Regions from separate parts of the Mus musculus genome. Here all the other regions are linked to region 2. The links are chromatin loops, found by intact Hi-C in ENCODE. Cell type or tissue: left cerebral cortex. All regions are shown on one strand. Region 1 overlaps Glis3 (GLIS family zinc finger 3). Region 2 has its middle 33 kb from the start of Gm35922. Region 3 has its middle 21 kb from the start of C030016D13Rik. Region 4 overlaps Glis3 (GLIS family zinc finger 3). Region 5 has its middle 150 kb from the start of Rfx3. Region 6 overlaps Glis3 (GLIS family zinc finger 3).

Region 1 (5,000 bases), 180 kb after region 2:
ACATATGAGGGTTCTAACACAGGAGCACACTCTCCATGCTATAGTCTGTTATCAATCCTATTTCTTAAGGTATCTCTCAGCTCCCAACAGTTTCAGGCTTTTGAACAGTCCAGGTCTCCACAGTGGCCCAGGTCTTCTGGACCAACTGAACAGATTGGCCCCTTGAGCACTGCTTCCTCCTCGGCTTTGTGCTGGAGAAACCTACTACAGGCACCTGCTCCCCTTTGTTGGTTTCCATGACTGTATCCCGCTACTTCTTCTTCATCATGTGTCTTTTCTTCCTTTATTGTTTTAGCTGATTAATTTCCATAGGATTAGTATGTTATTCTTGAGTGGCTCCCTATGGAGGAGGAGCCCCTAAAAATTCAGTCTCCTCCCCCCCCCCCCCGGCAACAAACGTACTTTATATGTCATTGCTTTCTCTGAGAGATTTATTAGGTACTTTGTAAGAGCTATAAGAAACCTTGTAATAAAAAAGATGTAACCTTTGTATTATTGAGGTGTTTTGAAGTCATTTGACCATGGGCATCTCTAGAAGCTTTCCCACTTAAGTGATGCACCTTTGGAGAGCCTGAAGAACTTTGAGAAATATCTCTAGGTTAATCTCCTTCAGGGAATTATCTATAACGTAGTAACTTCTGCTTTGAACTCCCGTCTATATAATTTAGCTTCATATTCAGTCCTGCACAGTGCATTAACCTTATCTGATGGCTCCTAGGTGAGTCTGTTTGATGTCTGCAGATTGTCAGCTCTGTGATGACAGGCTGCTGTGCCCAGTGTTTCTTATCTCCCATGGGTTGTGTGCAGTTCTGAGCACTTGCTAATGCCTCCATTCTGATTACTAGACTTTGGCATTTCTAGCCAACCTCTCCGTAACTCGTAGTGACGTACTGCGTACACTCGTATACAGTCACTTCATGGTCAGTGCTGTGGTTTCAGCAGGGAGGCATTGCAGATGTTCAAATACTCCACGGTAAGCCTAGGATGTCTGCTATGTAGGAGCTCATTGTTTTCAGTCCTTAGAAGGGCCGTGAGTGAACGCACAGTGGGGCTGGTGACCTGGTCCTGGAGCCACACTGGTTTTTCATGGGGCCCCTTGGAGAAAAAAGCCTGTTTATATCCATTTCAGGTAAAAGTCATGCACTTTCCTGACTTCTCTCAGATACCTCATGCTTAGCCCATTGGAGAGAAAAGAAAGGAGCCGCCAACATGATACAGCGCCTTGCCCCAAGCTATGTACTGCATTATGGATAGGCACCCATGTTTCATTGTATGACGGGAGTTTGTGGGATAAAGGTAGGTTTATTTCAGCATTTGCTTTGAGACTTTATTAAAATAGCTATAGTCTCATGGTTTCTCTTAAGAACAGATGGGGGCAATGTATGATAAATCATATTGCTTTTAGAATTAGAACATGCATATTCATGTTTGCAGAACTTAGACATGTGGAAGGATACACATTTGGCTGTTCAAGTTGCATGTCTTAAAAGAACACTGCTGCAACTGGGCAGACGTGAAAATACCATGGTTTTTATGTGCTTCTGCGTTATTTGACTTTAATGCTTATTATTTTAAACTTGAAATGTAAGTAAATGTGATGCCGACAAGATGTCCCTAACACAATGTAGGCAATGCTCTGATACATGCTAAGTTAATAAATCCAAGGCCTAAGAATACATGTGTTATAATCCTAAACATAGTTTGGAACCTGTGGGGGGGGGTTGTGGCACTGTATAGACCATTTCTTCCTTATCAGAATATTCTCTTGTATTGGTGGAGAATAGGTTGTAAGGGCAGAGTTTTGAGTAAGGCCCAGTGATCTTCATGTCTGGGCCCCAGAATCAGGCTGTCTTGCCCTCTCTGTCTGGGACCATCTTACGGCCACATACCTACCTGGTAAGGCTTGCCTTCTGTGGACACCTCTGTCTTTCTGGTTTTATCCCTAGAAAAACCAAGAAAAGCAAGAACAGTTTCTTGAGCCATTCTTTCCTACTTAGTCTTGGTCCTACCTTAGAGAAAGACTGGGCAGTTCCTTTCTTAGAAAATGAGGGGTTAGCAAGAGGTGCGGGTACCTTTTGGGGGCACATAAATAATCACTTCTGCCCTTGTGGTTCAATTTGTATTAGAGATTGTTCTGTAGCACAGGGAATATGGCCATAGCACAAACCCTTATCTGCAGTGCTTTCGAGCCACCTTGTAGAACTGTATCTGTTGCATCCCTAAGAGGGTAGGAGAGGATAGCCACCTCTTCCCAGGCAAACTCAAAACATTTCCCGTAGCAGCTGAGACTTGCTTGCTGTTGAAAGGGGTCTTTTATATTAGGGCCGAAAGAGATAGTTCAGTGGTTAAGGGCACTGGCTACTCTTCCAGAAGACCTGGGTTCTGATTCTAAGCACATGCATGCTGGCTAACAACCAACTGTGGTTCAGTTCCAGGGGATTGGAGCCCTCTTCTGGCATCTGTGGGCACTGCAAGCATGTGAGGGAAACTAACTTACATGCAGACGAAGCATCCATTATTTAAAAAACAAAACCCAGAAAGCTTTTAAAAGGAGTTCTTTTTTATATTTGGTTCCTTTCTGTATTGATTTAAGGAAGCCATGCCTGAGTTAGAGTCCCCAGAGGGAAGGAGAGCACTAACTCTCATAGGTTGTCTTCTGATTTCCACACGAGCACATGGCATGTACACCTACTCACATGCATATGGCTGCACACACGCATACAGCTGCACACACGCACACACAATGAATGAATGGATGAATACGTAAGTAAATAAATACATGCTGGAGATAACACTTCTGACTTTTTTCTTCCAGACTTTTGAAAAGATTTTGTTTTTAAAAAATCTGATCTGGGGGATTTTTAAACTTTGCTTTATTATTTCTATACTCTTGTTTTGTTGTAAAATGCACTTGAGGTAGTTCACTTGTGATTGGCCTCCTAGTCTGAGATAGTCAGATCCTTTCCTAAGCAGTGAGCTGAGAGGATGGATGGGAGAGATGTGTAAAGGCTGGCTATCCAGGGAGGGATTGGTACACTGTGCGGGTGAGTGTGTCTGTGTGTGTGTGTGTGTTGTCTGTGTGTGTGTATGAGTGTGTGTGTGTCTGTGTGTGTATGAGTGTGTGTGTGTGTCTGTGTGTGTGTATGAGTGTATGTGTGTGTGTGTTGTCTGTGTGTGTGTGTGTGAGTGTGTGTATGAGTGTGTGTGTGTCTGTGTGTGTATGCATGTGTGTGTTGTCTGTGTGTGTATGAGTGTGTGTGTGTCTGTGTGTGTATGAGTGTGTGTGTGTCTGTGTGAGTGTGTGTGTGTGTTTGCGTGTCTGTCTCCCATGCACTGTGGGCTGTGAGTACTCAAGGGAAAATTAAGTCTAGAAATAGTATAAAATGGTACTGGAGATATGTCTGTCTGTCTGTCCGTCATCCCTTCCTCTCTCCCTCCTTCCCTCCCTTCCTTTTTCTTTCTTATCGAAGAACATTTTTATTCAGCATCCTGGCCTTGCTTTTCATCTTCACCCTGTCACTCGCACAACTCCATGCCCCTTCTCTCTCTAAAACACAAAACAAACAAGAAGCACACACAAGTCCCCTCCCCAAAGAAAACCCCCACAAAGCCCGGAAACCAGAAAGCCTAAAAAAATCGTATAGAATCTGTTTTGGGTTGGCCAGCTATTCCTGGGCCTGGGGCCCGCCCTGAAGTGTGGTTATTTTGCCCAGTGAGATACCCACTGCAGGAAACTCAACTTTTCCTTTTCAGGTGGGCACTGACAACACATAGCTTCTGGCTAGGGGTGGGAGCCCAACAGGAAGGGGGCTTCTTTAATAACCCTTAGCTGATCTGTGGAGTGTGTGTTTATTTGTGTCTTATGGACAAGAGTGAATATAGAGATCAGAAGACAACTTGGGGTGTTGTTTGGTCACACTCCATCAATCATCATCATCATTATTTTGATAAAGGGCAGCTGGCTGGTCTGGACATTTCTAATACGTTACAGTGGCTGCCCAGACAGCCCTGGGGATCTGCTTGCCTTTTACATGCTCAGTTCTGGAAGCACAGTGGGGTGTGGCAGTTTCCACCTGGGGTCTAGAGACTGAACTTGGGGCCTTGTGTTTGCAAGGCAGGCAACTCACCACTGAGCTATCTTTCAGCTCCTAATTCAGTTAACTTTCTCAAAGCATTTAGTCAGTGCCACACACTAAATATATCACACGTATTAGCTCTTTCAGCCCTCTTAACAGCTGTACAGTTCTGCTGGCATTAAACTCCTTTTAGAATCGGGAAGCCGAGACAGACAGAGACACGGAATTCTTAAGTAATGTGGGGAGATTATAAAGCTAGTGGGTGGTGGGGCGGGATGTAAATGTGTGCTCTTGACTCTGCTGACTTTAGCCTCTCCCTTCTTCCTTTTGTCTTTCAACTTTTCCATCACCCTTCAGTGCTCAGGTATCCAATGATTTACTAAACGATTCTTGAGAACCCCCCCCCATGGCTCAGAATCTTTCTTTATATGACATGATCCTGGATTAGAAAGCTCTACATGTATTATTGGTAATGTAATGAGTAATTGGTAATGAGCATCGTATTTTCTTCACTAGTATTGCACCCTTGCTGAATGCCTTGAAAATTTAAGATCATACATTTAGGAATTAAAAATATCAAATCTACGACTTATTCTGAATGCCCTAAAATTGATAAGAACAAACTCTTCAGTTCGTATGTTAGGTGAAGAAATGAGAAAATCTGGATTATTTTCATCTATCTCTAGCCTTTTCTTTAGGTCTTCAATGTTACAGAGTAAGATGCTGCACAGAGAACCCAGATGCTTAAATGTGCTGTGTATTATTTGTATGTTGTTATAAACGTGGTGGTTGTCATTAGAACAATCCCATGCTTTAGGTAACACAACTGTTTATATCTTTGAAGAAGTTACTAGGGCAGAGACTATTGGCTATTGTCCCCATAGCCAATTAGGACAGGGGGCAGGATGTGAATTTATGTTACTA
Region 2 (5,000 bases):
TCCGACTACCTCTGCCTCTCAAGCGCTGGGCTTAAAGGCGTGCGCCACCACGCCTGACCAGCAGGTCTTGATTTTAAATGAAACTCTATGGCTCTTTAGGGATTTATGAGTTGGGGAGCTTTCCAGCTTTGTGCTTTGATTCGGTGCATCAGGGAGCCACTGCCCACCAGCTCTAGGCCACCAACTAGATGTCACCAAAGCCTGAATTCGCAGTGTGCTGCAAGTTCATGTTACTAGAGATGCTGGAGGATTTTTCACCTTGATTCAAAATAGGTCAAAGATCATCACAGCTCAGGAGACTTCTGTCTGTTCAAGCAGGGGACACGGAGAGGGCAAAGCACGGTGTAATGGGAAAAGAAGCACAATAAATAATGAACTCTGTCCCCTGGAATGAAAATGGCAGCATTTGAAAACAGGGACAGTTGGAAGCATATTAAGTCCCATTTTCATTTTACCAGGAGTCCCACAGGGCAGGTGGAGTCACCTTACGCTGGACTTAGGTGTCGTCCGGCTTGGACAGGTCTATTATTACTCCAGGCATCATAGTATGTTTTATCAGCTATGGGAGCAGCCCTCGGTGGCATAGCTTCTGAACAGCAAAGGTCTATGTCTCAAGGACAGGAGTTCAAGGTGAAGGTACTAGCAGAATGGATGTCAGGTACAGACTTTCTGGTATACAGGAAATGCCTGCCTGCGCTGTTTTCACCTGGTGGGAGTGGCACAGGACCTGCCCTTTTATAAGGACACACATCTCTCATCACTTAGTAGTGATTTTCCCCCAAGTCCCGAGTGACTTCACATTCCTGTTGACGTCTCAACATAGGAACCCAAACATTCAGATCATAGCTCTTAAGACTTCTCTCCAAATGCAAACTGCTAAGTTACCCTAAGGAGAACAGAGCATAGATTTAAAGCAACAACTGTTTGCAAAAAGGGGGAGGTTGCTATTTTTTTTAATAGAAATGACAGTACCAATGGTCTAAACTAGTAGTTTTCAAAGATTTTTCTCAAAAGTCTGTGGTTAAAATGGAAAAGATGAGTTAGATGAACAGTTTTAAAATATGACCATGTATCAGAAAACTCCATGAGGCTTGTTAAATATACATACCTTGGTTTCAGTTTCAGGCATTCCAATTCATGATGCCTGAGATATGGAGTGGACGTCTAAGTTGGTAATCAAGTTCCATTGATGATACAAATGTACAAACTGATGGGGCTCAGCCCTGAATGCATATGAAAATTCTGAATAACTGAGAAGCCGACTAAGAGCTTGGACCAACTGAACCAGAAATTCTGGGTGGGTAGGTTCTGGTATCGAAAGAGCCCAACCTGGGACTCGTGCTTCTAAAGGCTGGGCACTCTGGAAGGTGTTATCATCTAAAGTGCCTATCAAAATGCCCAGTGCCCGGCCTCCATTAACAACATTCTGAATCAAGATCTCTTTGTATGAAGGCCCAGGAATGTGCGCCCTAGAAAAGCCCGCCAGTGATCAATCAGGTGCAGTCAATTTTGAGAATTGCAGTTCTAGATTAATAATTCTCAACTTCGGTTGCTCACTGGGGTCATGTGGGGTTACTTTTAAAATGCTGATAGTCTGGCCCCTGGCTGACTAGCTGGAATGTTATGTGGCCTTCTGGTCATTTCTTAAAGTTCTCCAATAACACGTAGAGAGTGGGAAATGCTATTGCCCAAGCCTGTAGCATCAGCATTGTGTCCTGGAAACTTGTAGAAATGCAGATTCCTAGGCTATGCCCTAGGACAGAGTCCCTGGACAAGAAAGCCAGCGATCTATGTCTTAACGAGCCCTTGAGGGCTTTCTGGTTCTCACTGAGTTGAGAACCAGGGGATTCAGCCTTGCTCATTAGCACTAATCAATTAGAAAGGATTAATGGATCCCATTAGCTTGTTGACACTTTGAGTCAAGGGGTTAGCCCAGGCAATTTCAGTGGAATTGCTGAAGGAAATATGGTGACATCCAAGAGAGGCCATGAGAACAAGGCCAGTCTCAGGTTGTGTGGCGTGTATGCATGAGAAAATGAAGAGCTCTGAGGCCCACCACACATGCATAGCCTCTTCCTGCACTCAAAGTTATGTTCTATCCGAAAAGAGCCCCCAAACTCTCATTAATTAGGAGCTTTTGACAGCACTTCACTTAGTTTATGGAAAGCACAATACTAGTGACTACTTGTGATGTCCTGTTAAAACTCATCTTCCTGCGCCAGACACCAATAGATTTTGCTTCTTTGGGTCTGGGCTGGGCAGCGGTGGAATAGCATTTTAAATGAGTCCGCATGCTACTGAGAGTTAAGTGGTGGGCAAAGGAATCAGAAACGAAACAAACCCCCATGGCTTTATGGGCTTGATGCCTCAAGCTTTGTGGGGAAAACTTGGAAGACCTTCAGATTTCAGCCCACTTTAGCTGCAGAGGTTGAAGGTCCTCCATCAGTATGTGAGTATCAAGCTCTGGCCACGCGCAAAGTCACTTGACTGCGGCTCAGCCTTTCTATCCCGGTTCTAAAGCCTGGATTTGATGCCAGGGAAAAACATTTTTTGTCTTAGGCTTTTTGTTGTCCCCTTGTCGCATTGTTGTCTGGCTTTGAGACTTCTCTTGGGGAATTTTGCTATAACGAATAGTCCAATTTACTTCACCTGCGTGGCAAATTATAAGGCTATTAGAAACACCAGGGTCTTTTCCTGACCGAAGTCTAAAACGCTACACATATTTGGCCTCTAGGGGGCGCTAGCCTTCAGGAAAACAAGGCTGTTTATGTAACAGATTGGCAGTTTAAGCGGCTGTATAAATGTCATTCTTTAAAAATAAAGAAGAAATCTCAGCTAACTCAAACAGGAGCAAATTAAAAAGTAGAGCGAAACATCTATTTCACGAGCACAATTCACCCGCTGTCTCTGGTACTTCAAATTGATACCTTTTCTCCAAATGATAACTGGCACCCTCCCACCGGCTTTAGCTACGCTATGACAAAACAACCGATCAATCCACTCACTTCAGTGAAGAAGAAAAATCCAGTCAGTTAGAAGGGGCTTCGTGTGACTCATACACCTGGAGACAGAATGATTTCTAAGCTATCAACTATAAAAGCCAAGCAACTAAGCCATGACTGAGGGGTTGAGTTTATCCCCAAAACATATTTAGGAAGTTTTGTATTGAGACCTTCCACTGTTTTAAACGGGAATCTCTATGTGAACGCACTAGGAGGGTCCTTGAAATACCAATTTTCAACAGTCTTAAGGGGTATCTATAACACATAGAGCCTTCTTGTCCTGAGGGCTTTGCGGCCAGTCTGAGATCTCAATGTTAGCATCAAGATGGAATCACACAGGGTGCTTTGGAAAATCCCCAGGCTCAGGCACAACCCAGAGCAATTAAGTAAGGATCTCCAGAGATGGACACCTGGATGCTGGGTTCTGAGCCTTCACTGTTGTTGTCTAAAGTACCTTCAGTAGTATACAAGTAAGGTGGTTTGTTTTGTTTTGTTTTGTTTTGTTTTAACACAAGGTCTCTCTGTGTAGCCCTTGCTTTCCTGGAACTCACTGTGTAGAGCAGGCTGGGCTTCAACTCACAGAGATCCACCTGCCTCTGCCTCCCAAATTCTGGGGGTCAAAAGATATACAGTATGAAACTGTATGGCTCCTGCCTTAAAGCAAGGTTTTATACAGCGGGTGACTCTCTCTCTGCTTGCAGTTCTCCCCCACCCCCACCCCGAGGCTCGGGCCGTGTTCTCTGAGACTGAGGGCAGAAAATCAAGCCCAGTTCTCACACTGCCTTTCATCAGCTCTTCCTCCTCAATGTCTGCTCCAATCACCATGCTGACTAACTCCTAATGGGCCCACCCTGTATCTTACTTGCTTCGTTTATGGACTTTGCCTGAAACCCAACAATGGCCACATGCAGATCACAAGCATGGAGATTTTCTTCATAGACACAAACAAATCAATATGGAAGTTACCTCACAAACTACACCATTACTAGTTTGAAGACTAATCCCATGGCAGAGTACTTGTCTAGGTCTTAGTTACTTCTATTACTGTGATGAAACATGTGACCAAAGCAATTTATAAAAAGAAAGCATTTACTATAGGGGCTCATGGTTCCAGAGGGTTAGAGCCCATGGCGGTCATGGAGGGAAACATGGCAACAGAGAGGCAGGCATGGCTCTGGAGAAGTAGCTGAGGGATTTCTTCCTGTCCACAGGCACTAGGCAGAGAGAAAGCTAACTGTGAACTAGGCGTGGACAGATGTCAAAGGCCATCTCCAGTGATACACCTCATCCAAGGCCTCACCTCCTAATGCTTCACGAACACTGTCGCTGGCTGGGGACCAAGCTTTGAAATATATGAACGCATGGGGAGCCATTCTCATTCAAATCACCACACCCCTAATGTTTAAGGCCCCAGCTTCTGTCCTCAGCACTACAAGGAAAGAAAACAGGTCTACGGAGAAAGCTCTGGTATCGAGCCAAGTTTAGGGACACAAATGAGTTCATTACCTCTCACAGAAATCAGTTCGGACCTCCTGGCAAATATGGCTTACCCAAGGTCAGTCAGTCAGGAGAGCAGAAGAGATAGATTAGAGTCGGGTGTTATAACCCATGAAAAGAGGTAGCACGGAGCATAGCCATTTTTGGTTGTTGTGGTTGTTGTTGTTTCAAAAAATAATTTTAAAAAAAGACAGAGAGAAACTTAGGTGTCAACTTGACAAACAAGCCCCCCCCCCCATTCTTCCTTCCTTATTTCTGCCAGGTATGTTGCCACAGCAACAAGAAAATTGACTGATGCAATGTCCCTTGCTCTCTCCCTAGTTGGATATTAGGGAAATAGCAAAGCTCCCAGGAAAGTTGCGCCTGGGTTCCAGCTCCCTAAGAAGCACACAGTCAACCGGATTTGTTGTTTGGGGCAAGTCTTTGCATCTCAGTTGGGTTTCCTGATCTTTCTCTCTTCCTTCCTTCCTTCCTTCCTTCCTTCCTTCCTTCCTTCCTTCC
Region 3 (5,000 bases), 1.3 Mb after region 2:
AAATCAAATGTTGGAAACATGCCACAGTAAGAGCTCAGTGAATTGTTGTTGGGGCATTAGTGTATGTATGTAATTGAAGAATAGCATATCTTTATCTAGCACTTCAGCTATGTTTCCTGAATCTAGCAATCTTGCCTCTAGATATATTCTCCTTAGAGAATGTCAGCATAAACATATCAGAAGACAAGCAGAAGAATCAACTGAACAACACACTCATTATAGGGAAAAAAAAAAAACCCAGGAAAATTAAGGTCTGAAATAAAATTGATAAATGGATTGTGGAAATTTTACTTAATAACATTCCATGCAGGAAAAAAAATCAATAAAAAGTAGCTGTAAAGAACAACGTGGGTGCTTTTAAAATGTTTGACATAAGGTAGAGACAAAATTATTCCTTATGATTTCATTTTTATAAAGATGTATGTTATAAAGCAAACAGCTGGCCTGGAGTTGGGGCTGGAGCTGGAGCTGGGGCTCAGTGGTCCAGCATTTGTTTAGTGGCCAGAGTTTCACACTCTGACTAGCAAAGGCTAAGGTGTTCTCCTGGGGATGATGCACATTTATGTGTAGAAGAAAAGAAAGGGGGAGAGCTGAGCATAGTGGCGCACGCCTTTAATCCCAGCACTTGGGAGGCAGAGGCAGGCAGGTTTCTGAGTTTGAGGACAGCCTGGTCTACAAAGGGAGTTGCAGGACAGCCAGGGCTACACAGAGAAACCCTGTCTCGAAAAACAAAACAGAAAGAAAGAAAGAAAGAAAGAAAGGAAGGAAGGAAGGAAGGAAGGAAGGAAGAAAGAAAAGAAAAGAAAAGAAAAGAAAAGAAAAGAAAAGAAAAGAAAAGAAAAGAAAAGAAAAGAAAAGAAAAGAAAAGAAAAGAAAAGAAAAGAGGAAACACTAAGTGTAAACTGGAGCAATGGGAGCTGTAGACACATGGAGACACTGGAGGCTCAGAGAACATTGCCCTTCTTGCTGTGGACACTAGTTTCCCAGGTCGCTTCACACAGTCTTTTAAACTACAGTAAAATGTAGATGTATAAGCCCAGGTGTGGTGACTTATGAGTATAAACTCAGCACTCAGAAAGATGAGGCAGGAAGATTTTTGCTACTAGCCCAAGTCTAGTCCATCACACAGTGTGTTCTAGTCCCTAAGCTACAGTGTGAGACAGTCCTCTCATCTCAGACACACACACACACACACACACACTATATATGTATATATAGTGTGTGTGTGTGTATATGTATACATATATATATAATATTATGTATAATATTTTCCAAATAAAAATTAAAAGGTTAAAAAACCCCTAGACATTATAAACATAAAAGACCAAAAATCCATGACATACCCGAGGCAACTTGAAAAATGACCTCTTTATTCTCCAAGCAATTTTGCACAGTACTTTTGAACAGGTTGGTTCCTGTTTCTGTTAGTAGACTGAAAGATTTGTCATTCTCGGATGCTTGTGGGCAGCAGTGGCAGATCAGCGACTATGCATGCAAAGAGTGCTGGATTTCACAGAAAATACTCAGCTTCTCTCAACTCTTCCATATTCTGTGTGAAGATGCATGAAGATGCTCAGGACAACGTTGTTCAAAACAACCCCACCCTGGGAAAGGTGTCCGTCAGGGTAAAGTTGATATTGTACTATGTTATGGCTTTGGTTAGCCACAAAATAGAAGCTACATGTAACAATCTGTTTTAATCTATTCTCATACCCAGATGTTGAACAGAACAGGACAGATAGAAAACGTCTTAATGTTGCGGGGCCCATTGCTTAAAAAACTAAATATATGTTTAAAAAAAAAAAACTATTGTGTTGGGAGATTCATACTTATAGCTCAAAAATCTGGGGGATGGGGGCAGAAAATGATAGGGTTCCAATGGGAACAAGTCAATATCCTCCAGAGTAACTGAAATAGACACTGTAGGATCCTTAGTAAGCAGTGTATTGGTCTCTGGAGTCATTAAGTTTCTCAAAAATGAAGGAACTTTTACAAGCACACAGTAACCCTTTGCTTTCGCTTTTCCTTTTTATATATGCTATGTCAGCCTTACAAGAAGTAAATTAATATCAGGATAAGTAATAGCTCATTAAACCAAATAATTTTAGATTTACAGCCATGCCTCTTATGTATCTGTTTAAATCCATATCCAGACTTAGATCAATTTCACAATATACTCTTATGTATACACAATATACTTCCTATATGCATCCCTCATCCTTATCATATTTTCTATACTTCTTCCAGTGATGCAGTTTGTATCTACTTTAAAACTACTGTGTTTGAACCAGAGTACAGCTTTGCTCCTTGTCTACCTGGCCCTGAGGGGCTGTCACCTTTTACATTATAGATGCTAAACCTCTCTGTTCAGGGTACTCTAAAGATGCCCACACTGGTACCCCAGTTCTCCTTAACCCATTTAATGCAAACAAATCCAAATGCCAGTGTGAGTCTGAAGACTGGCTGGTTGTAGGAAGGATAGGTAGGTATCTTAAAAGCAGGTAAGACACGAATGACCTGGGCCTGTTATTTTTAAGATGCTCACACTTGCCTAGCTTGTGTTAGGGCTGCATCTCTCCATGCTTGCGGGAGCATGCCTTCTGTGAGGTCCTAGGATAGCTTTCCAATCAATGATGGATGGTGTTGCTATGTGAGACCAATCCAGTAAGCTGCAGATGATAGAAAATGCAGTTACTCTGCTGGGCTTGTCCCTGTGGTTGCTTGCTAGTGCCCCCTGCTGGCATTGGTGTCCAGGCTAACACTTTTCAGGAGTGTTGCCAGCGATTGTTGTGTGATTCTCCCACACATGTGTCCCAGTGAAGCCGTACCTTAACCGTGCAGACCTCAGGGCATGAAAATAAAATGATTAGCATATGTACCCTGTGCATAATAATAAACTAGACACTTTAGTAAAATAAAATGGCTTTTAAAGGACTTGTATTTGTGCTAAGGAAAGTGAATTGTTATATCAAACCCCATGTAACTGACCCATGGTGCTTTTATGTTCACAGTATCAATGAAAGGCAATAGTTAAAACGATTGTAAACGTGAAATTCAAGAGTTGCCAGCACCCCTATTCCAGTCCAATCTGTTAATTCCTTTATCCAGTATTAACTGAACATTTACTACATACCGGAGCCTATGACAGGCAATGACTGTCCCCAGTGATACTGGGGCGACACAGACAATAGTAAGGTAAGTACTCAAATTTAGGATGAGATTAAGAGCCCTGAATAAGATAAAGCGGGGTAGGAGATGGCGAGTTGGGAGCGCCTGGACGTTAAGGAGATGTTTTAAGTAGAATGATGTAGGGATTCAAAGGACTTTTCTGTTTCTCTAACTACTGGAATGAACTGGCTTTTGGCAACTAGAGCATCCTTCCTGGGATTTGGGTGACATTAACTTTGACTTTGGGTGAAGCAATGAAGGGGAAAGCAAAGAAGACCCAGGAAGCAGCTTGGCTAGTGTATTGTTTTCTCAAATAACTTAAGGAAGGAAGATGGGAAGGAGGGAAGAAGAAATGAATAAAAAGCTGCTCAGGATTTGAGGGTGTAGCCCATCACGCAGGAAAGCCATGGTGGCAGGGGTTTGAGGGAGCTGGTTGCATGTGATCCACAGTCCGGAGGCACGGGAAGATGAGTATTTGACTCATTTTCTGTTTCATTACCTATGTCGAGGACTCCACCCCACCAAATGATGCCATCCACATATAGAGTAGGTCTTCCAATATTAACCTGTTTTAGAAAAAAAAAATCCCAGAATTGGGAACAAAACACCCATGGAAGGAGTTACAGAGACAAAGTTTGGAGCTGAGACAAAAGGATGAACCATCTAGAGACTGCCATATCCAGGGATCCATCCCATTATCAGCCTCCAAACGTTGACACCATTGCATACACTAGCAAGATTTTGCTGAAAGGACCCTGATATAGCTGTCTCTTGTGAAACTATGCTGGGGCCTAGCAAACACAGAAGTGGATGCTCACAGTCAGCTAGTGGATGGATCACAGGGCCCCCAATGGAGGAGCTAGAGAAAGTACCCAAGGAGCTAAAGGGAACTGCAACCCTATATGTGGAACAACATTATGAACTAACCAGTACCCCGGAGCTCTTAACTCTAGCTGCATATGTATCAAAAGATGGCCTAGTCAGCCATCACTGGAAAGAGAGGCCCATTGGTCATGCAAAGTTTATATGCCCCAGTACAGGGTAACACCAGGGCCAAAAAGTGGGAGTGGGTGGGTGGGGGAGTGGGGGGAGGGTAGGGGAGTGGGAGGGAGGGTATGGGGGACTTTTGGGATAGCATTGGAAATGTAAATGAGGAAAATACCTAATAAAAATATTTTTAAAAAAAGAAGAAAAAGAAAAAAAAATCCAGCACACATGCCAGAGGTTGCCCTTCAAGGTGATTCTAGATCTCGTCAATCAATATTAACCACACAGCTAACAAAGAAGATAGGAGAGACTCTAAGATAAGATGGATGTCCTAGTGCCTTGGAGACATCGCAAGAAGTAGGAGAGGGGAGATGGGACTGTCAGGAAGATGGCCAAGGGCAGGGCACTGCAGGAAGAAGATGTGCCAGATCCCTGAGCCCAACTCATCCCCACTGCGCCAGATCCCTGAACCCAACTCAAGGAAGTTCCTGCACTCAGGCGACAAAATCTATGTTAGGCAGATGAAATTAGAAGAGAAGCCACTCCAATAGCTCCGCTGGTGTTGACTAATGAGTCCAACAACCCTCAGAGCCAGCACAGGTTCCGAGGGCTCCAGCCTGACACGGAGTCACCCAGCTCTGTCCACTCATGGACAGAAACTAGAATAGAGGTGTGGGCGACGGGAGTGAAGTGTTGGCACAGCTCACCCTTTGCCTTCTTAGAATAAAATCTAAATAGTTTGATGCTGCCCAGGCTGAAGCACCCCTACTGTGTGTGAGTGGTAGAGCCCCAGCTGCCAGAGAGAAAACTGCCCCGGCTGGCTGTCAGCTTTTGTGCTGAAGTTG
Region 4 (5,000 bases), 330 kb after region 2:
TGAGCAGGGTATATATCTGCTGTTTTGATGGGCTCTCAAAATTACTAAGCTGTGCCGGGTGCCAAAAGGAATTCAATAAATCCTTTCTTTTCTTCCCAAGCAGGTCTCATTAGTCTTCTTAATAATAGCACTAGTGGATATCAACTTACTTCTCCAAAATAAATTAACTGTGTCCATTAGGGTTGTAATTATAGCATCAGATATGAGTTTATTCTGCTACAATGAGATAGCAGCCCTGGTAGAGAGCCTAAGGCTCTTCTCTCTGTCCTTATGTTTGAAACACGGCTCCGTGTGTAAAATGGGGGGCCTGACATGGGTGGGAACAAGCGATCGAGCCAGGGCTTTTGTGATTTGAACTGACAATCTCTCACCACTTGAACTGCTGAGCATACGGTATCACGGGGTGTGAGTGCTGCAGCTAGTAAGCGAGAACTGGTCAGCAGCCTGCAGTTCAGAGCCTACTAAACAAGCTCACAGGCTCAGAGTAGGAGAACATGACAGAAGGCTGCATTATCTGAAAATTTAGCTAATTTTTTTTCCCTAACTAGCAGGAGCCATCTGTCATGGTTATTCCGATCTGAGGACTAAATTGAAAGTAAGGCATTGCTGGGCAATTAGACAAGTTCTCTCAGAATATTTCCATACCTCCCTCTCGTCACAGGAGAGTTGGTTGTTTGGGCCTTTATTTATTTATTTTTTTAATTTCAGAATATGCTTTTGTATTTTGCTGACTTGTTTTTATTTTTCTGGAAAGTGTCTGTCCTCCATGCCATATAGAAAAACTTTCTTAGGTTTTTGGTAGAAGAGAATGGAGTGAGACGTAATTAAAGGGGTGTGTGGTATTTGGAATTTCTTCTGTTCCTCTGGATCTTTCTGTCTGACCATGCAATTCTAGTCCTTCTTGGAGTCAAACTCAAATGAGTCCAGGAGAGATTTCCACAGAGGCTATTAGAAGGGAGTAAGAGCAGAGCCCTTTCTTCTCCATGTTTATCAGGGGGCTCTCGACTGACCAGAACAAGAACAGATCTTGGGCAGAGGACAGCGCTGCACTAGCTCTGCCTACCTCAGTTCCCCTCGAACTACCTCATTTCCACTTTCTCTTCCAGTTTGGAAGTAAAGCCTTGTCTGTGATTTTTGTATCATGTGGAATAGCACAACTTTCGGGACGCAGACCTCTGGGTTCATACAAAGTTTGGAAAGATATTTCCAGAATTCAAATACGTGGCATAGATAACCTCCCCCCCCCAACTCCCACCCCACCCCCCCCCCCCGCCATCTCCTGCCTTCAGTATTAAAAGGAAAGGAAAGAATTAAGTGTTGCTGGGAAGGCAACCAAGTGTCATTTCCCTTTAAATAGTGTGAAGCATATGGGGGCAGGATTGCATTCGTCACAGAGTGTCAAAATATTTTTTTTAAGGAACCCAAATCTTCTAGAGATGGTTCCAAATGTGCCTAGTTTCCCTGAGCAGTGAACAGCACGACCTTTACATTAGCCGATATATTTATAAATACACATATGGCCTGTCAAGACCTGATTGGCTCTTGAGCTGATGAGGCGGCGGCAGCATTATGGTGTTTCAGCTACATGGTGTTTTATATACATGTCTATGTGAGTAATTTACCTTAGCGGTTTGCACTTACCATCACCTAATATAGCTGTGTGTCGTTGACAGGTGCAATTTTTTAATGAGGGCTGTGGAAGTGGTTTTAAGTCTGATTTTTGGTGGGGCCCTTATATAGTAATATATAGCTTTATCTCTCCCCCCTCCCCCCAAAATGAGTCTATTGAGGTTATTTCAAGATGGACAATAATCAGTGACATTAAAAAAAAAAGAGTTAAATGTGTTGATTTACATGAGTACAGGTAAAACTTCAAGCATTGTGAATTCTAGTTTATTTTAGGCATCTTATTGGAAAGTTTAAGAAATAGTCGGTTGGCCTGGCATGGTGGCACATACCTTTAATTCCAGCACTCAGGAAACAGAGGCAGGCAGATCTCTGTGAGTTTGAAGTCAGCCTGGTGTACAAATCCATTTCCAGGACTGCTAGGGCACAGAGAAACCTTGTCTCAAACAAACAAACAAACAAACAGAGAAGAAGGAGGAGGAAGTTACTTAAGAAAGAGACAGCTAGGTGGTACCTAAATAATCCACACAGATGTCCGTGTGGCTTTCGGAAGGAGTTCTAGAAAGTCAGTTGCCAGCACTCCTCCCCTAAGAGTTTACACATAGAGCAGAATGGGCTCCAGAGAATTAGGCCCCAGCTTCTGTGTAAGAGCTGTTTTTCAGATGATTGGAACAGGAATTTTTCCATCTTTAGCACTCTAGTGCCCTCTCTGGATGGATATCTCAAATCCTCAGTCCTTGCGCCTGTCCCTGCTCCTGAGCCCTGTGCCTTCTGGGCCTCTTATTTGTTGGGTACTGTCCCCTGCTCTCCAGAGGAGAGTCTCTTTTGGCTGCTCCTTCAGAGCAGGGCTTATCTTTATCAGCCCAGAAGGTTTCATAGAGCTGGAGTCACCAAGGTTTCTATCCCCCAAAAGAGAGATATTCCTCTGTATTCAGAATATAAGATTATGATATTTAATGCCCCCTTTGAAAATGCTCTGTAGCCTCGGGAGTACTTAATCTCCCACGTCACACTGAGAATTTCCGATTCTAGAAGCTTCACTCTCATCACATTCTGCCCATCCTCCAGCTGTATCACCTCTGTCTCTCTTTCCAGGTTCTGCAGTCATTTTAATGTCAGCATTTCTGGAGCCCCTTGAGCCTGACGGTCAATTCCCCTTTCTCTGACTAAGTACATTAAAAGACGATAAAAACAATAAAATTACATGAGTTGAGGACAAGCTTTTGTATTTCAGTTCATTTCTTTTTCAGTGCCACAGACACAGTGCGATCGGAGTCTTTAGCATTTTCAAGATATGCACGTACGTACACTGTTAATTTCACTGTAATACCTACCCCACATCACCGCCTTTGCCTCTGCATTTGGGCGTGATTGTTGTTTTTTCTGAGTGTGCAAAGGATATTAATGGACTTAGAAACTAAAATAGCCACCTGTATATGTGTATAGGATATAATTTACCCTTCACTCCAACTCAACTGCATTAAAATTACTAAGAAATTGATTGGAGGTACCTTGTGGACCCCATTTCTTTATGAGTATGGATGAGAGCCTCTAGCAGCTGACATCTGAAGAAGGACATTCCTGGGCTTCAAAGGTACAAAACTCTGATTCTGTTCCCAGAGCTTAGTTAAGAATGGCGGGGCAACATCACAGGAAGCCGTACTCTGTTCTTTCATAGAATTTGTCATTTTCAGTAGAATCCATTGACTGGTTTATTGGCATCCAATTTCCTGACCTGCCAATGTATGTAATTCATAAAAATTTCATGTTGGAAAGATGGGGGGAGGTGTAAATCCAGAACTTTTACTCTGTTCTCATGTGTGGCAGGAAGGTCTCAGAGAGCTTTACACATCTCACTTGCAAAATAAAGTAGAAATGAGTGAGAATTTGTACCATATGTCCACTTATTTTTCGAACTTAGAGGAATCGAGTGATTTGAGCTCATAAATTGTTGATCGTGTAAGAATTTCCTCTTCAGAAATTTCATGCAGGCCTGTGAGACTGATGATTGGCTACAATGAAAATGGTGTTTAACTTTCAGTAACTCGGGTAGTCATTATTTTTACAAAAGTCAAGTATTTGAAAATTTCATATCTTTCTATCTTTATGTATGTGACTTGAAATGATGAATAGTTTTCAAATTCACCCTCTATAACTCTTAGTCTTGTAGAGAATACTTTAGCACCTCACATGTCACATCAGTCAAAAATCAGTCAGTGTTTTCCTAAAGACAGGAGAGTCTAAGGCGAGCCACCAAATTTTCTTCCCTCTGAGAAGGGGGAGTATCAGCTACATGCCATGGTGCCATAGTATGACCGTGGTGGGGACCATAAGCCCCTTTCTTCCCCATCCCTCCCTTTCAAACCTTGTTTATTCTACTTAGAGGACCAAGATTGTATAGCAAGGTGAATTTAGGCGGTTTATACCTTGGAACCTACTTTGAAACTCATAGTTAATTTTGGGTAATAATTTGTGTTGCCCTCATCTCTTCCCCCATTCCAGTGGCTAGCCTGTCATAAGACATTCACTTGGCAAATAGAAGCTTATAACAAACTGAAGCGTGCTGTCTGGCTTGAGGACTTTGTACTGTTGAGGTGACCTCTGTTTCTGCTCCCACAAATACCTTCACTGTTCCACACTGGGAGCAGGCTTCTGTCCCTCAGCACTGAGCGCCACTGGTCAGTGGAGACTATCCTGTGTACAAAGGATGTTTAGCAGCGTGCCTGCCTGGCACCAGCTGCTCAGAGGAAGTCCTTCTACCTCCAGTACACAGTCATGCTCAATCTAAAACGTCTCCAGTCTCTGATGAAGTCTCTTTAGGGGCAAAGTCACCTTGGTTTAGAGTTATAGTTAAAATATGGCAAACTGATACTCTTTCATTGCAGAATATTACAAGGGAATTACGTTGAATTACGTTGAATTCTTAGGCTGGAAACAAGTTCTCCCCAAATCATAGATTTGTTTGCCTAAATGAAATAGAATGGGAGTTTATTATAAATAAAACCAATCAACCAACCAAAATTGCCTTCTCACAATAGAAAGCCTGTAAGATTAAATTAACTTGGAATTTTTCTTTCTAGCATTAGAAAATTCTCCTTCTGAGTATTTAATACTAACTCTCAACAGTATTGGTAAAATAACAAGGGCCCCGTCCACTCTTCTGTGGTAACGCCTGAGTTAACCAGGAGGGTCTATGCCTAGTAGCAGTGGCTGTTCGATTATGCAGCCCTGTGAACCACCTGTAATAATTGTTTCCCAATTACCTTCATGCCAGCCTTTTGCATTTAGGTGGAGATGAAAACTGAAATAAAATTCCGACTTCCTGGTTCTGTGTGAATGCTGGGCATATTATTCATTTGCAATACAAAGCAGCT
Region 5 (5,000 bases), 560 kb after region 2:
GCACTGTCTCCAGCTGCTTATATAGAAAGAGCTCTGGACAGCTCCAGGCGTTCTTATCTCTTTTACAGATATCTGCCTCCTTTTGGTTCTGGGATTTAATCCTCTCTTGATCACTATCTTACCCTTCAGCCATTCTGATCCCCATTGACAGTGTAAATGTCACTTTGAAATAACTGTCCGTGCTATTTAGCTGGAGGAGGCTTACGCAGGAGGTGCTGTCACATGAGTTGGCGTTGGGCTATGTGATTTCCATTAAACAGAAGAAGGTCAGTGGGTAAGTCCTGCCTCGTTCATCTTTTGAGAAATCTTTCATACCAGGAGAAAATAAAAAGCAACCAATCTTGTCTTGCGTCTCCCCGCTCACTTTTTTCCAGGATTGTAAAATCCACATTACAGCCTGAGGTTAAGGGGCCAGGTAACAGCTTAAGAGTTAAGTGCTGTTGCCACTGTGGCCGTTGCTTCATTTGCTTGGATGTTTGTTCTGCCCTAGGGCTGAGTGGAGATTTCCAAAGCTTCTGGACCTCACTGCATCTAGCCACCCCCATCTTCTATTGGTTTCACAATCCTTCCCCAAATAACAAACTTGAGCAAACCTTCTCCTGTGGACACACCCACACACTCATGTGTTCTGTCGTTTTACAGCATCGATGACAAAACTGTCAAGCGGGAATGGGCATCTCGGTGCCTGGCTTTCTGCAGAGGACTGCAAGCTAAATGCATCAATTGCATGGTTAGTTCTACTCAACTTTCTTTCCATTCTGTGTCTCGCTTTAATACAACATAGCCTCAGATTGTAAGGTTTTTTTCCATCTCATTTGAGAAGAGGATTAAGTGTACAGGCCATTTTTGCCTGCAACCGACTTAAAGAACTTACCTTGTGTTCAGAAAGCATGGCATGAAGGGACTGAGTTATATTTTGGAAGTCACTGTCAACTGTTACATGCTAAAACCAGGTAATTTGAGTGTTCCAATATTGCATCTTAAGTGTAGTGTAAAGGAATACAGATAAACACCCCCATTTCCATACTGCGGTTGCCCTTCGTCCTTCAGGGAAGGAGGAGGGTCTGGGTCCTTAGGAGCTGTGCAGCCCTGGGAAGCATCTAGAAGAATCTCTTCCTCGTGGTTGAAGGACATTTCACCTTTGAGCTTTCCGGAGTTGTAATTTAGTCTGTTCAGAGGAGTGGATAAGAAAGAATCAAACTGCCCACAATAGGCCCATTCTCGACACATTCAGGAGGTACTTTAAGGAAAGCCGAGGTTAAGCACTTTATACTGCTCGAAGGGCAATGTTCCCTCCAGACACAACCGGCATCACCAAGACCTATGAGACCTTGCCCTTCAGGTCAGTTCCAAAGATCATCATTGAAAACATGTTCTCCATTCTTTACTATTTAATGGGGCCAACCTGGGCAAATAATGTTGGCCTGTTCTCCCATGGGCCTGCTCAGACCTCAGATCCCAGGCCCCGAGGGAGTGATTGAAATCTTAAGAGATGGAGTCACAACTCACTTGCAGTCTGGAAAACAATAGCGAAACCAGCCTTTTGCTTCCTAACTTTGAAACATGCTAACTGATTTTTTTAAATTAAAAATAAATAAATAATAAATAATTGAAAATCGAATTTGATGGCATGTTGTCTCTGTGACGAACAAGTTGGTTTAGTTATAAGAGGTATTTCCATTCATGTGTCTAGTGGATGTGCTACCTGTAATGTGTTGGTAAAGATCTAGAGAGAACAATAATTGAATGCTCTGTAATAGGGGTGAGGGGGGCTGGAGTGCTGGCAGGAGCGGGGGTGAGCAGTAATATGTATGTCCCTGTGAGCAATGCTGAGCCATTCCGGAGTTCTTAAGTACACAGTGTACATGTGTCAACAAGTAGACAAAGAAAAACCCAGACCTTTGATGACCCCTGGTGAATAAACTTAGCACTGCATTGCGGCGATGCAGCCGGAGCCACGGGTTTCAGCTCAGTAGCCCCTGCCTGCTTCTGCTCTCCAGAAACCAGAGGGTATTTTCCCTGAGTGCCTGCTTCATTTGTACTGCAGACTGCATTACTTACAGACTTCAGGCATCTGTATCCCTCTAAACAAACCTCACTTCGGTGCTCTCTGTCAGTGGAGATGAAACGTGTGTGTGTGCGCGCGCACTCTTTCCTATGTGCTCGGTAGTGACTTCTCAGCATGCGCGGTGTTATTTATAGGATGCGAGAGAACTCAGTGGCCTCCCTACAGCCAGATTTCTCAGTCGCTTTCACATTACATGTGTGTCTGTTGTTGTTCGGAGGGAGTCGTGAACAGTCAGTCATCCTTGTTCAGTAACCCAAATTAAAGTTAGGATTTGGATGTGGCCTCTTGTCTGTTCCTCCCAAGTGCCAGCTGAAAGAGCTCTTTCTTTTTTCTGCAGTTACGTCTTGTTTTTTTTTTTTTTCTAAACAGCTATATGTGACCAGCGTGGGGTTACTTGTGAGCCAAAAAACAGTCTGCATTTTGTCAGCTTGCAGGAGATGAAGTTTGTTACCCGAAGGAGGGTGGAAGGAGAATGCGTGCATTTTCACTGTATGCTCCAGGCATCCAATTAGACAAGGGATGACGCCCAAATGCTTATTTGTCACCCAGAATGACATTTACCTGGTGGCTTAAAATGGAGTGTAGAACTCCCCGTTTATACACTATCTTAGCTGTTGCTGTCCACCATAATTACCGGTGTTTATGGTTTTGAATCTAGGATTAGAATTTTTTTTTTTCGGGATAGCATTCTCGGTGTAGTGCCTCCACTTAGATGAATTTAGATGAGCTTTTAAAACTCTCTCTCTATTCTCATTGTTGCGCTGATGGACCTTTTTTGTTCTGTCTTTCTTTCCTCCATTTTAATTACCACAAACGAAAGAATGCTTTGCTCGCGAATAAAACTAGCTTAACTTTTAAAAATCAAAACAAACAAACAAACAAACAAAAACCCCACAACGCTCCCGAGACTAGAATAAGCACGGGCTGACACAGAAGGGGGCTCTCATTTTCTTGTCTGATTTTCAGCAGAGCTGGGAAAAGTTGCTTTCACCCAGGTGAGATCCAGGAAGCTGCAGCCTGAGATTTTAGCCAACCTGACAGGGGTTCATGAGTTCAAAGACTGAGTCGTTGAAGTTGCCTTCTTCAGTCCCCATAGCACCCAAAGCCTAGAACTAGGCGGGCAATGGTTCCAATACAGAATAGCCGAGCATGCACCTGTCGCGTTCTGGTCCAGACTGCGGTCATCCCTGTCTCTGCCTCCCTCAAGCATGTTGAACAGGTGCATCTTGGTTGAGGCCATTGTCCCTAGAGTAAATGGTTGGGGAGGCAGCAAGGAGATGAGGAAGGGAAATAATGAAACAGTGAGAAGAATTTGAGAAGTGACCCACTTTGAAACTAATCTGCGTGATCATTAACCTTTGTTTTTGCAATTAGCCAATCGGTTTTGATTTTAATTTATAGACTCTATCTGTGTTTACCACTTCATCGTGTTTTAGTGGCAAGTGTCTATATAGAGCACCGTCTTTCAAAAGCTTGTCATGATATTACTGTTGCCCAAACATTTCTATTGTTTTCTGTGTAGCTGAAGGACAAATTCCTAAGGCTCTCTGCCATACCATTTTCAAGTATTTCTAGAAGCGTTGCATTTTAAAACCTTTATGTCGTGCTTGAAGTCCTCTCATCTCTCACATGTATGTAAAGTATGTATCTCGACTGAGAAAATTTAACATTAAAACATCTCTCCCTTTATAATGCTAGCTGCTCACTGGGGCAGAAGAGTAGCTTTGCACAAAGGATTGGAAGTTGTCTCCAAATTGCTTTCAAACTCAAAGTCACAATGCTATGAAGCCACTAAGAGTTATAAGACACTCTCCACCATCTTAGACTCAAAGGATCTTCTTTCAAAGATGAGCTGGGCCTGCCTGCATCCTTATCATCAGATCAAGGGCTTCCTGCCAATGCTGAGCCCTTCAGCGTGATGGGAAGCAGTGGAGTTGAATGGGGGAAAGCTGTAGGAACCTGAAATGTTGACTTCCAGCAACTTCTCTCCCCTTCTAGCTATTTTGAGCAGATCCCAGGGAACCTAAGGACAACGGTGTCTTCAGTCATCTCCGAGTGTGACCTTAAGCTCCTCAGTCCTGTTGTATGGTAGCGATTAAGTTGGCCGTAGCTCAAGAGTGTGACCTAGAGCTAAGGGAAGAGCTCATGACAATGTCCAACCAGGAGCATCGTCATAGAGATAAACATCCAGCCTCAGGTACAAGCAGGATTCAGCAGCCATGCACACCCTAACCCTAACCCTTACTGGCTGAAGCCTAGAAACTATAGACACAGGATTCTCAGTCCTCTCCTTTGTCTAAACAAGTCTTTGAAGACCTTGGGCACTTGGTGACTGTGGGGGTGGGTGGGGTGAGGTGAGGTGGAAGAACAGTTATATAGCAAATGCCTGATCCTACATTTGCCCCTTAAAAGGCCAGGTTTCGGTTTAAATAATTATTTTTTTTTAAATTATTGCAAGTAGCAGCACGGCTTGGTGCATTCCTTCTTTATAACTGTGCTAAGGAAAATGAATAATTCACCTAATAGTTTAAACAAGAGGCACTGCCCAAGTTGAATAGGAGAAAACCAAAACGAAGCCCTTGGCCTTAAGAGTGTGATGCACACATGTGATTACGTCATTTCCGACAGTTCGCCCTTCCTCGGAGGATTGCATGAGAACCACAGGGTCTGGAAGGAGGCTGCCTGTTCTAATGACTCGCCTCTCACTGTCCCTTCCTCTCCAGGGACAGGTTGCTGCATGGCAGTGTTTGCTAATGATGGGAGTTGTTCTGTGAGTAGCCTGGAGCCTGGTTTGCAGAAGTTGGGTTTAACCATGGATACCATTGAGTAGAAGGAATTGATCTACACCAGGGCCTGAGACTCAAAAGTAATTTACAAATGTAAATGCTATTCAGCTGTCTAGAGAAACGAGTTATATAATTCAACAAGTAAC
Region 6 (5,000 bases), 350 kb after region 2:
CCCCATGAGTCCAGAGCCCGCTCCGGCTTCACAGTAAGGTCACGTGTTTTGGTGAAGACATCCAACATGGTCTCCCCTGTATTCTTGGAGCTGAGCAGCCCAACACAGGCCTACTCTTAAGTGCCCCTACCTGTAGGTGTTAAAGTTGGGGTTGAGGAGGAAGCTGTCATACAGTTCAGTAATTAACGTTCCTCCTCATCTGATCTCGATGTGAGAGGAGAGGGACCCATGATGCAGAGAGCAGCCTTGAAGGTGAGAACTCCTCTTGGCTGAGACCCAGAACATCCTCAGCTTTCTCTGGTCACTCAGACTTCACAGGGCTACAGCATTTACGCCCATGTAGGAACAAGGAGCCCCCAGTAGCAGAGAAGTCCTGGGGGCAACAATCCTCTTACCCCCAGCATTTTCTCACTGTAAGTTCATTTATGTTTTCCTGAGCTCTATAAGGACGGACGTGCGGACATGTCAAATGAATGGAAAACCCAGTCAGACGTCGCAGAACCTGTAGAAAGAGTGCAGTTCCAGAAATGAGCAAAGGTTTGGGAAGAGCCTTTTTTTTTTTCCCTTGTGAGGTTTATTCATCCTCCATAGACACAAAAATAAGTCTTTCAAAGAACATGCATATTTGAGGCACTTGGCAGCATGCAGTCTCTGGCAACTTCTCCCTTATTTATACCACGTAATTATACTTGCCTTTATATGTGTGTCCTTTTCATTATTGAGTGGAACACGGTCTTTTGTCAAATTCCAGTTATTGATTAGCACTGGCAACTCTGAAATGTGGCTTTTTAGCCATCAATAAATCTATTTTTCCCCTTTCTGAAATTATAACAGATCTCGTTGGACATGTGGGGGAGAAAACAACTTAAAATTCACATCCAGATCTTGGCTGCCGGTTCAGGACGTTGCTACTCTCTGCGCCTTGCCAAGATTTTAGCTTTACTCCTCATTGAAAGTGCATGGCTTGGGAGGTGGGGTCGCCATTGCCTGAGAGAAAATGAAGTGACATCATTAGAATTCAGCTGCATCTGTGACTCCAAAGGCATGCCGCCTCGCCCCTCCCCCACCTTCCTAGTCTCCCCCCCCCCCCCCCCCTGTGCTGCTCCCCAGCTGTCCTGTGTTCTCCTCTCAGGAGAGAAGCAAGAAGCAAGCACAGAACCGCTCAGAGGCATGACATCAGTGGCCAACTGTCAGCTTACAGATTTGTTTGTATAAATGGGAGTAAACAGCTAAAGCCTGGGTCTTTCTCAAGCAGCCCAGACCCTGTGGCCAATTACTCACCAACAGTGTTAATTTCCATTAGAGAACTGGTAACCCTTTTAACAGGAAAGAAAATTAAGAATGCTTGGGGGAGAGTCCAGTGAAGCATGAGGGCAGACTCCCCTTCTTTACAAAAGTGACCGTTGTATTGAATCTGCCGTGTCACCAAGAGGAGAGTTGGTGCCCATTACTTTAGCCTTGGCTTCTAATATGTTTTGGAATAAAAAACTGAACACGCTTTGAGTGGTGCTGCTTTCTTCCGTGTTTATGTGAAGTGGCCTTGGGATTATAATTCATCTCTTTTTATTGGGGTAAGTTTCCTTAGTTCATATATCCTAAATGGAACCCTGGGCCTTGAAGGACTTAATGGAACTTTTTGTCATCTGGGAATGGCAGTCACCAAAGAGCTCCTTGTAGATAGGGGTCGTAATCCCCGACCCTGCTTTGTCTGCCTGTGCAGAGACTTGTGCGCAGGCTGCCTAAAACTGCCAACTCGAGCAAATGGTTGGGCAGTCTTCTCAGCATGAGTGAGCGCCCAAAGTGCGGTTTCGGAGTGGGATGCTGGTTCCTCGGAGCGACTTTCCTCCTTCCTTTTGAATGTTGGCAACCTTAACTTTGGAATATTTTTGCATTTACAATCAAGAAACTTTCAAAGAATGTTATTCTGACTGGCTTATTAAGGACTCATGATTTATGGCATGTTTAATTCCACCTGACTTCCATTGGGTGGTTGCATGGAGAGATGGTGTAATATATTCAGAGTTTGTCATAGTTGGAGAACAGCATATTTTTGTCACATATCAGGTTCAGTCCTGTATTCCAGGCGTTTATTCGTTTTACATGTTTATTTCTTCTGTAACAGCGGAATGATTGGTACATGGGCTTTGTGACCCTCGTCACTTAAGGGATACTGTTTCCACGTCTTCTGAGGGCAGAAGGCCACTATCAGCTCCACAGCAAGAGCAGAGCAGGTCCTGACGAGCCATTTACTTTCTTGAAATGCAAGAGTCTATTTAGGGTGATCCTTGTACTGCTGTCAGAGCAATGAGGGTCAGCAGTTGTGGTGACAAATTAGTTTTGACAAGCTTAATGACCCCCAAAAAGGAAAGTCTGCGGCTCTGATAGCAACTGGGGAATAATTGGTGAGCTCGGCCAAATGGGGAATGTGTTAGAATTTCCCAATTCTCTATGGCAGGCCAATTACACCATGCAGCAAAGAGGTGGAAGGTTGCCATCGCTTCTTCAGCCCTACAAAAGCATCAGCAGGCTATATTTCAATCAATTGAATTTGGTTTGGCGGGACATCGGGACACTGAAAGAAACAACTGGATCTTTCAAACTATGTTCCTATGAAAAACTTGGACAAAGAACAAAATGACAGTTCTGAGAGGCTCCAGTGGACAAGCGCTCAGCTCACTCTTGGCAGGTTTCATTGGCACACCAAGGGCTAGTTTTCCCTCATCATCCCAGGGTGGTAAATCCTACAGCCGAGTGCAGATCATTAGAGTGCGTGGTAAATAAATGATTATCAGCCGCTAACCCACCAAAACACAGTGCTTTCATGACTTTATCGTGGGCTGAGTGTCAGCATCACTGCAAGTCACATGCAATAAGCCAACGCCTGCCGCACAAAGGCTATTTCTAGTGTGTGGGTGTCAGCAGTGCAAGCATCCTCCGAGGACAGTTGAAGGAAGGATCTGCCCTCTGCTACCTTCTTAGTCTTGTGGATAGATGTAGTCATATCATATATGCTCAGTATTACTGATTTCCACATCATCTTCCCTTCATGTGGCTTTCTAGGCAGTGCTTCTCAGCCTCTCCGATGCTGTGACCCTTTAATACAGTTCCTCATGGGGTGGTAACCCCCCCCACCATAACATTATTTCATTACTACTTCATAACTGTAATTCTGCTACCACTAGGAATCATAATGTAAATATCTGATATGCAGGTTTTCTGACAAGTGACTCTCAAAGGGGTCACAACCCACAGGTTGAGAACCACTGTCCTAGTGGTTCTTATTTCAATTCCCACAAGGTCTGCGTGAGGAAGAGAGACTAGTCATGTCAGACTTGTTGGCACACTATGCAGAAAAGTTTTTTAATCTGAACATAGCACCCCCTAAAATGCAGAGGATCACCGGAAGACCCCCGGTGGGGTCTAATGCAGCAGGTGATCTTACATTCACATGTTTTTACCCTATGAAGTCAAAACACTTTTGTTCTTTTTTTTTTAGGGAAAGCAGCTATTCCATGGCTTCTGTTTGGTAAATCCCAATGTTCTTGCCTGTTGGAGTCATAAGTAAAATAGATTTGTATGATTGCAAACACTATTGTGTCTCAATGGCCAAGTTAAAAGAACTAGTAAACTACTAAAGATGGTAGAATATACAGTGTAGATTACTGGTTACCAACTTATGTTTTTGGAGGGCCAAACAGGGACTATGAGGGATTTTTCTCATGTGTTCAGACTGATACACACATTGAAATTTATAATTGTATCTGTAATAAGTTAAAACATTTCAAATCACAGGACCTGAAAACACAGTTGTGAAGCCATAGACAAATGTGTGGTTTGGAATGGAGTTGTTCATTGTATCACAGGAAGCCCATGGATAACGTTTTCTTCAGAGGGTCTCTGTAGTCTGATTTTAGTTTTATAGCTGTTTTACTACTTGTAAGCTGCAGTAACAAAATATACTAGACTGACTGGCTCCTAAACCACAGAAACCTATGTATTTCTCATGCTAAAGATTGGGGATATCAAGACCAAGCCAGCATGAGAGGGATGCTGCTGTTCAGTGCCTTCTTCCTGTTCTTCATGGAGACCCCTGTTAGGAGGGTGTTGCTTCCAATCATGACAGCAAAACTCTGCTGACCCCATAAACTTCTGAAGGTCACTGAAACTCTACCAATCAGTATAAGAATGTGAGAATGTCACATCTATTCAGAGCACAGTACAGGCCTTACTTACCCTTTGCTGGCTCACAACACAGAGGTTCATTAATACAGAGTAGGATCCAAGGCTCAGCTAGAGCCGCCTGCAGCCCAGTGCAGACCTCTGTCCCTGTAGCTCTTCACCATGGCTTACGGGGCTTTCTTGCAGCTTTCTCCTATGGTCTTGCTTTCCAGCCCTTAGACCTTGGTGATTCTTAGGTGTTATTTTTGTTGTTTTTGTTTCTTTGTTTCTTTGTGTTTTGTTTTGTTTGGCTAGCTTTCTTTTAGCACTGCCAGATAACAGAGTTTCTATTCATACTCTGACACTTACCTCCAGAGTTACCCCTTTTACGTGGTAACATCTCAGAATTGCGCAGTCATTTATTTTACTTTCCTTTACTTTATATCACTTTGTATTGAGTTCTTGGCATGCTTGCCTCCTTGTATCTAGGCTTCTTTAGGACAAGGACTCTATCCCAACTCATTAGCATTTGCTGAGATACCCACCATCCAGCCCAACTCTTGTTTGTTACGTGTTTGACCAAATGAAGCATCAGGCAAGATCTTGAACTCAAGAGAAGCCTGTTAGAAACTTTGGTGGTTTCCGAGTAGAGAAGGAGGAATGAGGGGCTTTGGGATTTCTCAGTCTTCCCCAGGTCCCAGCTCACACTGCTAGGCATCACGTGTAACCTCCCTTGAGGCTGCATGATGCCCTCCCTAATACAGGGGGCCCAAGTCATTCATAATTTTAATCAGGAAATTCTTGTGAATACATCAGATTCTATGACCTGGCATACAGTAGAG

What was found. A loop is a pair of places that touch in the nucleus more often than their neighbours do. Peaks named below come from ENCODE experiments on the same cell type or tissue, not always from the same donor. Only the 100,000 strongest peaks of a DNase experiment are listed, where the experiment ranks them.
Region 1: it touches region 2 in a loop (2.1-fold over the local background); 19 of 42 quality-filtered maps call a loop at or near these places.
Region 3: a loop joins it to region 2, with 4 times the contacts of the local background. A loop is called at or near these places in 6 of 42 quality-filtered maps.
Region 4: it touches region 2 in a loop (2.2-fold over the local background); 3 of 42 quality-filtered maps call a loop at or near these places.
Region 5: a loop joins it to region 2, with 16 times the contacts of the local background. A loop is called at or near these places in 24 of 42 quality-filtered maps.
Region 6: it touches region 2 in a loop (2.0-fold over the local background); 2 of 42 quality-filtered maps call a loop at or near these places.

The regions. Positions count from the first base shown.
Region 1 is chr19:28,544,586-28,549,585 of GRCm38, reverse strand. The region is part of intron 2 of Glis3 (GLIS family zinc finger 3); the gene reads left to right. Among named protein-coding and RNA genes, the nearest start is that of D930032P07Rik, 130 kb to the left of the region's middle. In left cerebral cortex, a CTCF peak has its summit at 2,452 (motif pointing left); no DNase peak of the experiment used is centred here.
Region 2 is chr19:28,724,127-28,729,126 of GRCm38, reverse strand. No RefSeq gene overlaps it. Among named protein-coding and RNA genes, the nearest start is that of Gm35922, 33 kb to the left of the region's middle. In left cerebral cortex, a CTCF peak has its summit at 2,725 (motif pointing right); a DNase peak (open chromatin) is centred at 2,771; H3K4me3 peaks cover 677 bases; H3K27ac peaks cover 900 bases.
Region 3 is chr19:27,448,386-27,453,385 of GRCm38, reverse strand. No RefSeq gene overlaps it. Among named protein-coding and RNA genes, the nearest start is that of C030016D13Rik, 21 kb to the right of the region's middle. In left cerebral cortex, a CTCF peak has its summit at 2,758 (motif pointing left); a DNase peak (open chromatin) is centred at 2,729.
Region 4 is chr19:28,390,370-28,395,369 of GRCm38, reverse strand. All of the region lies in intron 4 of Glis3 (GLIS family zinc finger 3), which reads left to right. Among named protein-coding and RNA genes, the nearest start is that of Gm35866, 29 kb to the right of the region's middle. In left cerebral cortex, a CTCF peak has its summit at 2,325; a DNase peak (open chromatin) is centred at 2,325.
Region 5 is chr19:28,163,141-28,168,140 of GRCm38, reverse strand. No RefSeq gene overlaps it. Among named protein-coding and RNA genes, the nearest start is that of Rfx3, 150 kb to the right of the region's middle. In left cerebral cortex, a CTCF peak has its summit at 1,928; a DNase peak (open chromatin) is centred at 2,021; H3K4me3 peaks cover 910 bases; H3K27ac peaks cover 546 bases.
Region 6 is chr19:28,378,414-28,383,413 of GRCm38, reverse strand. The region is part of intron 4 of Glis3 (GLIS family zinc finger 3); the gene reads left to right. Among named protein-coding and RNA genes, the nearest start is that of Gm35866, 17 kb to the right of the region's middle. In left cerebral cortex, no CTCF peak of the experiment used is centred here; DNase peaks (open chromatin) are centred at 688, 849, 1,806 and 2,477; H3K27ac peaks cover 990 bases.